Linked DNA regions of Homo sapiens: region 2 is linked to region 1. Evidence: chromatin contacts called from ENCODE Hi-C or POLR2A ChIA-PET data. All regions are on one chromosome and are shown on one strand. The core of a region is the stretch at or near the end of the contact, and the rest is flanking DNA. Distances in the headings are between cores, read along the strand shown.

Region 1 (6,864 bases), core at 1,642-4,141:
GATGGTCTTGATCTCCTGACTTTGTGATCCGCCCGTCTCAGCCTCCCAAAGCGCTGGGATTACAGGTGTGAGCCACCGCGCCCGGCCGGCTGCCTTCTTACTGCGTCCTCGCTTGCAAGAGAGGCAGAGAGCTCTGTTGTCTTAGGACACTAATCCCATCATGTGGGCCACACTCTCAAGATCTCATCTAAACCTAGTTATCTCCCAAAGGCCCTACGTTAAAAACCATCACATTGCGGTGTTAGGTCTTCAACATGTGAATTTTGAGGGCACACACCGCATCCATAGCAGCTGAGATGATGACTGAGAACATTCCAGAGAGTCTTGAGAATTACATCACCTTTTGGGAGAGTTTTTGAGAACCATCCCTTCGGTGCTTTCATTTGAGATTGAACGTAGCAATTTTCCTGACCTTAGCTCCCCACCCCTCCCTATGATTGTTTAAATCTTTAGTTTCGTGGATTGAAATCCTTCAAACTTAGAATGCAGGGGGTAACTTTTGTTTTTATTAACTGAACTCTGATGGCTACATGAATCTTTCATAATTTAGAATTAGGATGTCCTATTGGAGTAACTATTTCTGTTGAATGTACAGCTTGTTCTATTCCAGCTTCTTGCCAACCCACACCTCTCGTTGTACCTCCTCTCTGTGACTAAGCAGATTGTTACCACATTTGCTGCTGGGTAAGGCAATCAAAGTCAATTTAACCTTGAGAACATTTGACACTTTGGCTGGAATCTCTCAGCGTAGTGGTTAACATATGTTGGCCTTAAAAGTACAGAAATGAGACTCCACTACTGTGATTTGTGCTATGGATACACTGTCTGTGTCTTCCATATTTTCTACTCAGCAATCAGCACCCCACTTCATAGCTAGCATCCTGAAATGTGTCAATCGCAAAATGGATTTTCCCTTGCCCTAGAAGGGAATCCCCATATAAGAATCTGAAGATACCTGGATGGCTTGAAAGCAGATGGGAAAAATATTGAAAGGAGAAATATTGGACTTCTTGCTTCAGTCAAAACATGATATTTCTAGCATCGCACTCTGGATCCTGACTGATGTTGTGAGAATGTCCTTCACAGATCTCTTGGACTCCTGCATGTCTTGCCAGTATGCCATGAATGCAAGGCACTGACTGCTCTTTAAGGGAACCATTTCCCAGGGCTGTGTTTACAGAGAGCATCCTCAGGGGATTAGGTAATGTCTTCATGACAAGCAGCAGGCTTGCTTACTGCTTACTGTGAAAATTGTAGATCTCCTAGGTGCAGTATTCCTCCTCTGTAACACAATCCACTGTGCATCTATCCGGGCATTGTGCGCCACCCCCATGGACTTGGGAGGGGGCAGCAAGAGAAATCGACACAAACATGTTGATGCTTATGCTGCTTGCTGTGCCATGCATGATTAATGAAGTCCTTTGTCTCAAAACCAGGAGTCTCCTGTCTCCTGCCAGTATCTATGAAGCAGAAACAGGCAAACTTATTAGTTTTAAGCAGGATAAAATCAAATTCCAGACCTGACAACTGGGGCACACAATTTGCATCTCACATACTAAAGAGGGGCACCCAGTTCCATGCTTTCTTTTTCTGTTAGGTGATGAGCTTCATGAAGACAGAAATTTCGATTTTATTTTATCCACTTTTGTAAGCCCAATAGCTTTATATATTTTGCAACTGTATCAGCACTCATTAAATATTTACTGAATAAATTAATGAAAGGTATGAATACATCTTGCTTTCAACACCTTGAAACATTCATTAGAATACCACAAAATCTCTGTGGAAATATAGATTAACATCCTTTATCTCTGAAATTCTGATTTTGTAATTTTGATTTTTTTAAATGTGAGAATGAAAGTTACTTTGTGAAGTAACTTGTAAGTTACAGGTTCTCAATATTAATCACCTACTTCTCTATCCCTTATTTCCAAATCATTCATTTTTTTAAAACAAACTATAAGCAATCTCTGGTGTCTGGATTTTTTTTTTATATTAAGAATTTCAACTTAATAATGCTCACAGATAGCTGCAGTTTCCTTAAAAGATTCTGACTCTCCTGGTAAGATCTCTGTGGAATAAAATCAGGCGTTTATAAGATGAGTTCAAGGAACTATTACTTCTCTTGCTTTCTTAAAGTAAAAGCATCATCGCTATCAACTACTATTAACTGAGAACTTTATATCTTGAATGGCATGGATGCTACCTCTTCTTTACCATTTCTGCATTATCATGCCGTTGGAATACAACTATCTTTAACTTTGTAAGTTATGATTCTTACAGTAATACAGTAACCGTATACGTTGTGAGTTTTCAGATTGATTTTTTTTTTCCCCAGACAGCCCAAAGACCCCCTGTAATTATCCCCAGAAATTCAGCAATTACGTATCACTGGAAGCTCCTGGTGCCCTCTGAAGCCTAATTGCCACCCAGTCTCTGATTCCACAGCTGGGAGTCATGGTTTCATGGCTCTGCCTTGGAGAGGCTGGCAGAAAGCCAGTAAAAGTAAACCAGTAGGTAGGTAAGAGTCAAGTGAAATGGGCCAACATGGTGGAGTTTGCCAACCTCTGAAGTAAGAGCTTAGCTCTTTGGTTTTGGAATGGCAGAATACATTTTGGTTTTAATTTTCTAATTTGTGGTTAAAAATGCCTCAAGATTTAGTCAAGGATTAATCCTGTGGTTTAACTTCCTTTTTCCTGGGGGTATGAAATGTTTGAGTCAAGCCACCAACCCATATCCCAGCAAATGAAACCTATTTGCATTTCTCATGTGTGTAAGCCTAGTAAATGTTGATTGCTTCCAGCTCACTGACACAGCAGCAGTGTGCTTTCCATTTTGTTACCAAATAATCAAACCTCAAACAGGCACTGTCTCTGGGCTTAACAGGAAGCATGACTCACACCTCTAACCACGAGAAGGCGAAACAGCAGTGATGCACTTAACTTGTTTAAAATGCTTGTTAGCATCAACTTTGTAACATACATTAGAAACAGTGGTCTTCCCAGCACAGTCTCTCCTGCCGAGCATGGTTAGGGGCTGAAGGGTAATTTTACTTCAATAAGAGAGTGTGTGAAATAACATACCGTGTTCTAATGGGCCCGGCAGAAGAACCCCACCATACGGATTTTATAATTATAGATTTATTTTTCTGCATCTCTGCTTATGTATCAGGATCTTTTTCCAGTCGAAATGCAAGAAAACTCCACAACCAAACAACAACCACCACCACAAGCACCACAAAAATACACCTCACATTGGCTTAAACAATACAGCTAATATTTCGTTAGTGGACTTTAGACAATATTTGAAGATCAGGCTTGTGCTCTGTATTCTCTAATTATCTCAGGCATTTTTCTCTTTCTTTCTTTTTTTCTTTCCTTCCTTCCTTCTTTCCTTTCTTTCCTTTTCCTTTTCCTTCCTTCCTTCCTTCCTTCCTTCCTTCCTTCCTTCCTTCCTTCCTTTCTTTCTTTCTCTTTTTCTTTTCTTTCACTGTTGCTGTTTGCTTGTTTTGTCATAGTAAGAAAATGGCCGCAGTGGTGTCAGGGTTCCTATCTCTAACCACAAGATCTGGAATAATAGAGCTTTTTATCTTTATTCAACTACTGAATAAAAGTATTAGGCTTTACTGATTAGACAAAATTAGGTCATTCACATCCCTGCCTCTGAACTAACTACTAATCACTGTGGACAATGTAGGGCTTAGGCCTGTACCCCTGACCATCCTGAACCTGTGAAAGCAAAGGCAGTTTACTGGATGAGGCCGCTTAGCCCTCTCCCATCACCCCCCAGAGATAAGAGAGGGCTTGTCCTGCCAAAGTCAGCTAAATCCAGGACACAACAGCATGGCAGTGACATGGTGATTCCAGGGAGGAAAGCCACAATGTCACTATACTGTGCAACCCAGTATTGGCCTAAATTGTGGAGCTTTATGTTGGTGACTCCAATGTTAGCAAAATTATCTTTGTGATTTTGCCAAATCTCCTAATCTGATTCCTCAGTTGTACGTCCATTTTCCTTTTACAGTGGATATTTCCTACAGAACTACTCCTGGGCTTTAGCTGTGTGTGTGTGTGTGTGTGTGTGTGTGTGTGTCTGTTTTAAATTTGAATCCAGTTTATGCAACCTCATTCCAACACCAAAAATAATTCAGTCACTTAAATGCCATATGGAATAAATAAATGTTTCAAAACAAATCAAACTTAATTCCCTGTAAAAATCCTCAGCATTGGTTACTCTGATTAAATATGTAAGGCCAGCAAAGGCCCAGGCTATTGGCAGGCTTATAAAGGAGAAATGAAAGGAATTAGAAAGCAAGAGACTAAAGTCACTTTATGAATTGATGAAGTGATGGCAGGAATGTTATTTTTATAATTTCTCAGAATAAAAAAAAAATACGGGTTTGCTGCCGAAAATTGGCTGGTGATCAGAGCCTGCCGAGTCACGCCAGGGCACATGCACTGTGTACGTGAGGGAGTAGATCATCCAGACTCTCATATTAGAAAATAACCAAAATTGGAGGGAAATCTTACCACTCAGTTCTATTCAATTCAAGAAACAAATATTGATTAAGCACTCTGGGAGAAGGGAGAGATTGAGTGTGTCATCAAGGAGCTTACTATATTTTAAAGGAATGATATAATTATCTAACAGTTAAAAAATTAAAAACACAAGTCACAAGTCTCATTTTAGAAGAAGGAGTTGATAGAGGTTGTCAGTAGTGATATCTACCCTGTATAAGGAAATTAATCAAATAAGATATCTGTGATTTTATGTTCTCAAAAGAAATAAAAGAGCAAGCTGTGAGTTAAACTTTATAATTTTAAGTTTACTGATAAAGTCAAAGAAGAAGAGAAAGAATTATTTATATTTCTCAAAATCTCTGTTCCTAAATGGCACAGCCAACATAAAAAATGGAGTTTTATATGAAACTAAAATATGTCACTTTTTCCCACACCATGTGGCTTCCTTAGGTGTCTTCTCTGGGTTAAGAGTTTGAACATCTTGGTCAAACATCAAAGTCAGATAGAAGTGAAGGAAAACTAAAGTCGTCGCCTCCAGGGAGATGTCATTGTGGAATGAATCTCTGGCCAGATTTTAATAACCTAAGAAAAGGAAATCTATGTTTGTAAATTGTATACATAAAATTTTGTTTTTCCTGTACCATCCTACAGGGAAAGAAATTAATCAATTTCTATGTCAAGATAAAAAGGGAGATCATTCAATATTTCTCCTGCAAACAGTTGTTAGCTTTGTGTTAGTCACCAGAGAAATGAAGTTCACTAAGACACAGTTGCTATCCTCAAGTATTTTATAATCAAATACTATAAACAAATTTATAACCAATTAAAATACAATGGGAAAAGTACTATAAAACAAATATTTATAATTCCTGTGAGAACAGAGATGAAATGGAAGAGAGGGACATTGTAGGATCAGGGAGATACACAGATGGTTATATTGAGGATTGAAGAAAGTACTCAGCTGAAAAGAGAAGGTAGAAGAGAATTCAGGCTGGAGACACTCCACAAAGATATAGAAAGAGCATTTCACCTTGGCTAAATTTAAGCACCCAGTAGGTTGAGATATGATTTAATTTGGCTATTTTTTTCTGCATGTCAATTATGAAACGCATCTAAACATTTTTGAATATGCATACCCAAGATAAGTGTATTTCTGTAGTTATCACTGCTGTTACTGTTGTAAATATAGGCAAAACTCAACCTGTGTCTAATTAAAAAATGAACAACAGCAATAATAATAGTAATAACAATAATTGCTACCATGTATTGATCAAGGAACTTTCTTCCAAACTATTTTAAATGCTTTTTGTGAATTAACTCATATACCCTTTGAAACAACCATATGGAATAGATACTACTATTAATCCTTTTTTTATTAATGAGAAAAATGCAGGTGTAAACACACATATTAAATTTTTCTACCCACACTCCATAGATCATCTTGCACACAAGAACTCTCTGCAGTAGATGTTATAGAGACCAGGTGCAATTATTATAGAGACAAGGTGTGGTAGTGACACGCAGGGCCCTGGTTGAGTATCTTGATGAATATTAGAGGTGCTTGAAAGTGCATGTGTTTGTGTGTGTATATGTGTGTGTTTAAGCATGGCAAGAGTCGGTATTAAATGTCAATGAACATTCTTTCCTGCCTTTGGTTTTTCATAAAGTGGTTTTTATTTTCAGTCCTATAATTAAACAGGTAACCTCTCTGGATCTTTATTATCTCTTTACTAACCTTGACCTTTATCTATTGCAGAATAAGGATGGTATTAGGGAGAAGAGATTTATTGGGTGCCAGAAACTGCAAGGGATAAAAAAGTAATTTCTTTTTCACCCATTGCTAGGTTCATGTGAAAAAAGCATGTGAATTTATTTAATGTAAGTTTTACATGACATGGGAGCCTTTGTAAATGAAGACCCAAGGAAACAGGAAAACCTATATATTTTTATGCTAGGTTTGATGAAGCGTGAATAGTTGCTTAGAAGTATAAATGAACAAAGTATGATCTAATGGTAATAAAGTAGGGGAATTTCGCAAGATCTTCTGCTTCAGATTCTTCTTCATGTCCCTGTGTCCTCAGAGGTAAAGACATTACTTTCCTCTGGGAATAAGGAGGGCATCTCTGGAATGAGGATCTTATGATTCACTCAGAGGAAGTTTAGATAATAATAATTATTATTTTTTTGAGACGGAGTTCCACTCTTTTTGCCCAGGCTGGAGTGCAATGGCGTGATCTTGGCTCACTCCAACCTCCACCTCCCGGGTTCAAATGATTCTCCTGCCTCAGCCTCCCGAGTGGCTGGGATTACAGGTGTGCACCACCACACCAGACTAATTTTGTAT
Region 2 (6,864 bases), core at 2,147-4,646, 49 kb after region 1:
AGGAATTTATTATTACCCACCATCTGAAGCCTACTTCTGTCAATTTGTCAAACTCATTCTCCGTCCAGTTTTGTTCCCTTGCTGGTGAAGAGTTGTAATCCTTTGGAGGAGAAGAGGTGTTCTGGTTTTTGGAATTTTCAGCCTTTTTGCACTGGTTTTTCCTCATCTTTGTGGATTTATCTGCCTTTGGTCATTGATGTTGGTGACCTTCGGATGGGGTTTTTGTGTGGATGTCCTTTTTGTTGATGTTGATGCTATTCCTTTCCATTTGTTAGTTTTCCTTCTAACAGTCAGGACCCTCTGCCGCAGGTCTGCTGGAGTTTGCTGGAGGTCCACTCCAGACCCCGTTTGCCTGGGTATCAACAGCGGAGCCTGCAGAACAGCAAAGATTGCTGCCTGCTCATTCCTCTGGAAGTTTCTTCCCAAAGGGGCACTCACCACATGCCAGCCAGAGCTCTCCTCTATGAGGTGTCTGTCGACCCCTGCTTGGAGGTGTGTCCCAGTCAGGAGACACGGGGGTCAGAGACCCACTTGAGGAGGCAGTCTGTCTCTTAGCAGAGCTGGAGTGCTGTGCTGGGATCTCTGCTGTTCTCTTCAGAGTGGGCAGGCAGGAATATTTGAGTCTGCTGAAGCTGCACCCACAGCCGCCCCTTCCCCCAGGTCCTCTGTCCCAGGGAGATGGGAGTTTTATCTATAAGCTCGTGACTGGGGCTGCTGCCTTCTTTTAGAGATGCCCTGCCCAGAGAGGAAAAATCTAGAGAGGCAGTCTGGCTACAGCAGCTTTGCTGAGCTGTGGTGGGCTCCACCCAGCTCGAACTTCCAGGAGGCTTTTTTTTACACTCTGAGGGGACAACGGCCTACTCGAGCCTCAGTAATGGCAGACGCCCCTCCCGCCATCAGTCTCAAGCATTCTAGGTTGACTTCAGATCGCTGTGCCGGCACGAGAATTTCAAGCCAATGGATCCTAGCTTGCTGGGCTCTCTGGGGGTGGGATCTGCTGACTTAGACCACTTGGTTCCTTGGCCTCAGCCCCCTTTCCAGGGGAGTGAACGGTTCTGTCTCACTGGCATTCCAGGTGCCACTGGGGTACAAATAAAAAAAACACCTGCAGCTAGGTCTGTGTCTGCCCAAACAGCCGCCCAGTTTTGTTCTTGAAACCCAGGGCCCTGGTGGTGTAGGCGTCTGTGGGTTGCAAAGACCATGGGAAAAGCGTAGTATCTGGCCTGGAATGCCCCGTTCCTCACGACACAGTCCCTCAGGGCTTTCCTTGGCTAGGGGAGGGAGTTCCCCAACCTCTTGTACTTCCCAGGTGAGGCAACGCCCTACCCTGCCTCTGCTCACTCTCCATGGGCTGCATCCACTGCCTAACCAGTCCCAATGAGATGAGACAGATACCTCAGTTGGAAATGCAGAAATTACCTGCCTTCTGCATTGATCTCTCCGGAAGCTGCAGACAAGAGCTCTTTCTATTCGTCCATCTTGCCGGCCACACCTGTATAAAGGGTTTAATGTAGACTGAAGGTGTCCTCATTGTTTCCAACTAGTCATCTATTCCAACTACTGTGATTGTGTTCTTTTGGGAGTAAAGTGTCTTTTGGGTTGGGGCAAAATTAGCTTTTGGCAAGGAAGGTGGTGTTTTTATTGTCAATGCAATAATGGAAAAGGACAGTTAGAAAAGTTATCCCTCTGTCTCATGGCTGTCACTGTAGCTGATACTGATTTAAAACCTAAAATAGGTGCAGCACTGACCTGCTTCAGAATGATGCCTGTAGTGGCAGATGGTGGGATTCTGTTTAAACCAGATTGTTCATGCCCAATCTCATGCCCTTGTGCATTTCAGCTGCTATTTTTCATTTATTATAAAAATGCCATTATCTTGACCAGTAATGCAGTTTCTCAGATAGTTTGAAATCCTTAAATCCTTATTTTGTGGAGAGTCTGTGCTGGAACACCACCGGCTGTGCCTTGTGTGCATCACATTAGGCTAATGTAGGGTGGAAATAGCAAATCGACTTTGATAACGGATTTTCAAGTGTGCTCTTTGTGGATGAAATGCTGTTTCACTTATTATGATTTTTTCAGGCAGTAATTTATTTGTAAATGTCTTGACTGTACTTTAATGCCACTCTGTCTCTGGGGGTGAGTCTCTGTTACAACCAGTTATAGAGATAACAAGGTTAGGAATACATCCTCACGTGGTATTTGTCTAGGGCCTGAAACTTTTTTTGTTGTGACAGCCTGACAGGAACAAATGATTTGAAAAAATTTAGCAGCAGAAGGGTAGGGAGGCTACAAATTAGCATATAGTTGCCCACAGGCATTATATATGTAGGGTTTTATTTTTTTAATAAGGAAGTCAGAAGATGGCATCTGAACATTAAGAAACCATTTTAATATCTTTTCTGCTAATACTGTTGTGAACTGGTGATGGTGGGTGATAGTGGGTGAGAAAGCCAGAAACTGTTTCTTTCCAAAAGGTAAAAAATGTGAGTCAAGTATGTTAGATACTGTTATTATAGGGGTTCTTACTGACTTCTCAGATGGAATGAAAGTTCATGTCCATATGTCAATTGTTAGAGGGGTTTATGTTCTAGCCCAGAGTTCAGTATGCTTTCTCTGTAGAAGATCATAAACATTTCAACTTTCTTGGCCATATGATCTCTTATAATGACTCATCTCTGCTACTGTAGTGCAAAAGCAGCCATATACAATGCACAAGTTGAAGAACATGACTGTGTTCCAATAAAACTTTATTTATAAAAACAGGCAGTTGGCCACATTTGGTCCATAAGGCCATAGTTTGCCAACTCTTGTTCTAGGTTAAGTGAAGAAGGGTGTTTGAAACGCTTACACAATGCACTTGCTACTCTTTAAAATAGCTGTGAAGATTCCTTACCCCATATAATCTAAGTTATTCTGTCCTAGGCCCCTTCTCCACAGCTTTGTTAAAATTACAAATTTCATACACTTATCACTATCAACCTCCACTTCTGTGCATTACAAGTGATTTGAATTTAAAACATTTCTTGAAGGACATCAGAAAAATCTTTTAGTGCTGACAAATTCAAGTAAAGTCCTTTGGAGAGAAAGTTAGTTATTATTATCTTAGACAAAGGTTTGGGATGGAGGTTGATTGTATTTTCAAATAATAATCTTCAAGGGCTAAAGGTTTTGTTTTCCAAGCAGGTGGACTTACTTTGCTCTTTCTTTGTTTTTTTCTTTTTTCTTTTTTTTTTTTTAAGTTTCTCTCTCCCCTCCCCTCTCCCTTTGCCGCTTGACTGTATCATACTGTGTTACTGGTTGAGGAGGTGCTGCGTCACCTTCTGTATTGTTGCTTGATCTTTGATTTCCTGTGAAGCACAATGAATCTTACATTAGACTCTTCTGAGTCAGGTGGTGCACCATCTGTTCCCAGGCCTGGAAAACATGAGTAACACAGAGCAACAGAAAGCAACAGCTACCCCAGTTTTTAGCAGAATATTCATATTTACATAGCAAGAGAGAGGGAGACAATTCTGATTTTAGGCAGGGTAGAAGTTTATTTTTCTCACACTCATCGAATACATTTGACATAAAACCTTTATAAAAATTATTTTACACATTAGTACACTCATAGGATGGGATAGGTTTGAACCTACTTGCCTTTGTTGTTCTGGGGTGATGTTAGATTTAAGTGGTTGGGAATGGTTGTGTAATTGTACATAAGAGCTGCATTGCATGAGGCTACCCAGAATACACGAGAGCAGCTGGCAAACCTAGGTATTGAAGCTGATAGCAGGTAGCCTATAACAAATTGAAAGAATGAAGGCCAACCAGATCTGGCTGCCAACCTGTGATAGCATTTAAAAGGTTGAACTAAACTTCTGTTAAGAACATGAGAAGCCCATTACCGCACAGCTTTAAATCCCCGAGCTAAATAATTAACTATAGATGAAACTCTTTTAACTATACATTGCCCTGGTAGTACTTTATTCAAATTAAAAGCAAATCACTTTCATAATACACTCATCAGTTTAAACGCATGGTATACGCTAACATTATTAAAACATATGTCTGTCATGAATTAAAGCATTAAAGGCCCACCTCATTAGGGTCACACAGGTCCTCAATATGCCATAATGACTTCCCTAAATATATTATGTTGATTACAGAAAAAAAATAGCATACTTTTAGAAAGTATTTAAAATAATTCATTGATCATCCTGCACTGCTTTAGTTCTTACTAGATATTTTTAAGAACTGGCATTCAGTAGGAATCTAAAACACTGCCAAGAAATTGTAAAAAACTGAGGAACCTATAAAAATAAATGACACAGAAAGCTACTTAGGTTAACTCTATAAACTGCTGGCTGTCCCCTTCCGAAGTCTGTGGAATCACCAGGGAGTGGAAAGTTCTGTTTTATTCAATTGCTGAAGGCGCCTCCTTTCAGTATCAACCCTGGCACATCTGGTATCATACTTGAAGGCAAAACTTAACAATTTCAGTTCGTATTTGAAAGAGTATCAAGCAATGGTGGTTTATTCAATTTCAGGAGATTATGAGAGGGTAGACACTGTTGAGGACATAGAAGAATAGGTGTCTAGTCATCAGAGACAGTTTTGTAGATTTTCTTGGCTTCAGGAAGAGATATTTTGAGACAAAAATTGGACTATTTGGAGCAGCAAGAGGTAAAGAAAATGTGATGTCATGTTAGAGAAAAAGGGAAAGGATGAGTTAATGGAGCACTGCCACTTTAAAAAAATATTATTTTAGTATGATTGATCATAGCCTTACCATATTTTTCTACTTTGCCTTTTCATAACTAGAATTAATACAGATGCAGTCCAAGCTCAGCAAAAAACATTTCTGATAATGGGAATAGCTCTACTTCTGGAACCCCAAATGTAATCTTGACACGTTTATAATCACCTTTAAGAAATACAGAACAACAACCCAGTGTTGCTATAAACAGCATGCTATTTATTTTCAGAACTGAAAGTTTAGTGTGGAGCATGTTAAAATCCATTCTGCCTGTGTTGAAGGTATTTTTAGACTTCCAAAATTCATGTTGAAATTTTATGTGATTAAAAATATCTAAGCACTTTCATTTCCATCTTTTCACTAATATGTGGTCCTTCCGAGGGACTTATGAACTGAAGGCCTTTGACTTCTCTCTATGCAGTCTTTATGTCAAAAATATACGTGGTTCTTGGACCATAGGGTTTTTCACAACATTAAAAGAAAAATAGGTTTTCCAACCTTTGATCTCCACCCTGGTCTACACAGCTGTGTTTTTCATGGATCCAAGATCCACATTGCCAATTGGAGCAGCTTGTCAGGCACTTCCAACCCATTCCAGGAGAACACATTGCAGATTTTGCTTCCTGATTCCACTCATGTTTCCATTTGCTTGATATTAGTGGAATTCGAGGACTCCAAAATGTACACAAAACTCACAAATGTTGTGCATAAAGATTCAAAAATGAAGAACTGAAGCAATTTTCGAGCAAGTCAAACAGCAAAATAACTGTGACCTCAGGATTCATATCTCAGTACATCCTAAGATGATTTTTGACTTCTTGTGGGTCTCAACTGGTTTTTTGAATTTCTTTGCATCTGTTTTAGTGTTGAGATGAAGAATTCACTGTCCTGTCCTAGTAAGTACCACAGTGCGTATATTTGCCTAACTGGTACCTGACAAGTACACACTGCTTCCTCGTCTATCTTCTTAGCGATGGGTTTGCTTTGAGTACAATTGCTTTACATTGTTGAATCATGCTAGATTTGGTAGTTATAGCCAGAATTTTTCTTCCTTTGTAAAAATCATCTATAATTCCTTTATGCATACTTCCCTAAACTTATTACAAATAAATTTAATTTGGACAATTTCACAGTTGGAATTATTGGACTAGCTCTACACAGCAGTTAGAGCGAACCTCTGTGCTCCTCAGTCAGTAGCTCCAGGCTGCCTGTTGGTGCCTCTATCTCTTCTTACTAGTAACCTCATCTTTTCTTCATTTCTTTTTGGTCCAGTTTGAATTCTATGGTCCACGCTTTGAGTAACTCTCCTCCAGTGACATAAGCTCTCTTGCCTTTTCATTATATTCAGGCAAATAATCAACTGACCTCTTTATCTGTGCCAGTTCCTGGGTAGCAGAGCATAGCTAAAGAAAATAATACAAGATAATAGACTGATATGGTATGGTTATACCTCCTTATACCTTCCATGATTTCCATTCACTACCATATTCCATCAGTTTAACATGGTAATTATCTCTTGCATCCATTTATATTCATGTGTGCAATCACTATTCTAGTTAAAACCACCATTATTTCTTTTTCTATTCCTATAATTGTCAGCAGATGATATTCCAAGACCTACTCTTAACCCACTCTGATTCTTTTTCTCTAATACTCTTTTAAAAATTCATGTATGTTTAAGTGCCTCCCCTACTGTTAACGCTTGAAAGCTGCCCAATCCGCTTAGGATTAAAACCAAAATTTTTGACTTGGCCTCTATGATTCTGCACAATCTACCACTTCTCGGGCTGTCTGTACTGCACTGGCTGGCATCATCTTCTCATGATCTTTGGTGACCAGAGACCTCTTTGCTACCTTGAATGTTCTTACTCCTTTTCTTTTCCAAGGTAAATGCTATAAAACCTTCAGATCTTAACTCGGATAGCATTACAAAAAAATTGCTTCCTCCTGTCAACCCCACTCTATCTGGTGGCCCTCACCCAGTGACTAAATGACCAGGATTACAAAAAGGACATATCCTGGCCTCAATGTGGCATAATTCAGTGGTATAATTCATGTTCTCCAGAGCTCCCCATGGGGTGAAGTTCAAGTCAGTTTCCAGCTGAGACCACATTCTTGCTTAG

What was found. Hi-C counts contacts between places; a loop is a spot of excess contacts on that map. ChIA-PET counts read pairs that join two places held with the same protein, here RNA polymerase II (POLR2A).
Region 2: a map of PC-3 shows a loop between it and region 1 (3-fold over the local background). The contact joins two enhancer-like sites. A Hi-C loop is called at or near these places in 1 of 168 maps with a recorded cell type or tissue (PC-3). POLR2A ChIA-PET finds 5 or more read pairs at or near these places in 2 of 52 experiments (PC-9 and activated T-cell).

What each region holds. Positions count from the first base shown.
Region 1 is chr7:13,846,303-13,853,166 of GRCh38, reverse strand. No RefSeq gene overlaps it. Among named protein-coding and RNA genes, the nearest start is that of ETV1, 140 kb to the left of the region's middle. Within about 2 kb of position 2,891, at least 11 of the 41 ENCODE cell types and tissues checked have a DNase peak (open chromatin) inside an H3K27ac peak, as active enhancers do; they include PC-3, where a contact is called at or near this core.
Region 2 is chr7:13,797,748-13,804,611 of GRCh38, reverse strand. No RefSeq gene overlaps it. Among named protein-coding and RNA genes, the nearest start is that of ETV1, 190 kb to the left of the region's middle. Within about 2 kb of position 3,396, at least 2 of the 41 ENCODE cell types and tissues checked have a DNase peak (open chromatin) inside an H3K27ac peak, as active enhancers do; they include PC-3, where a contact is called at or near this core.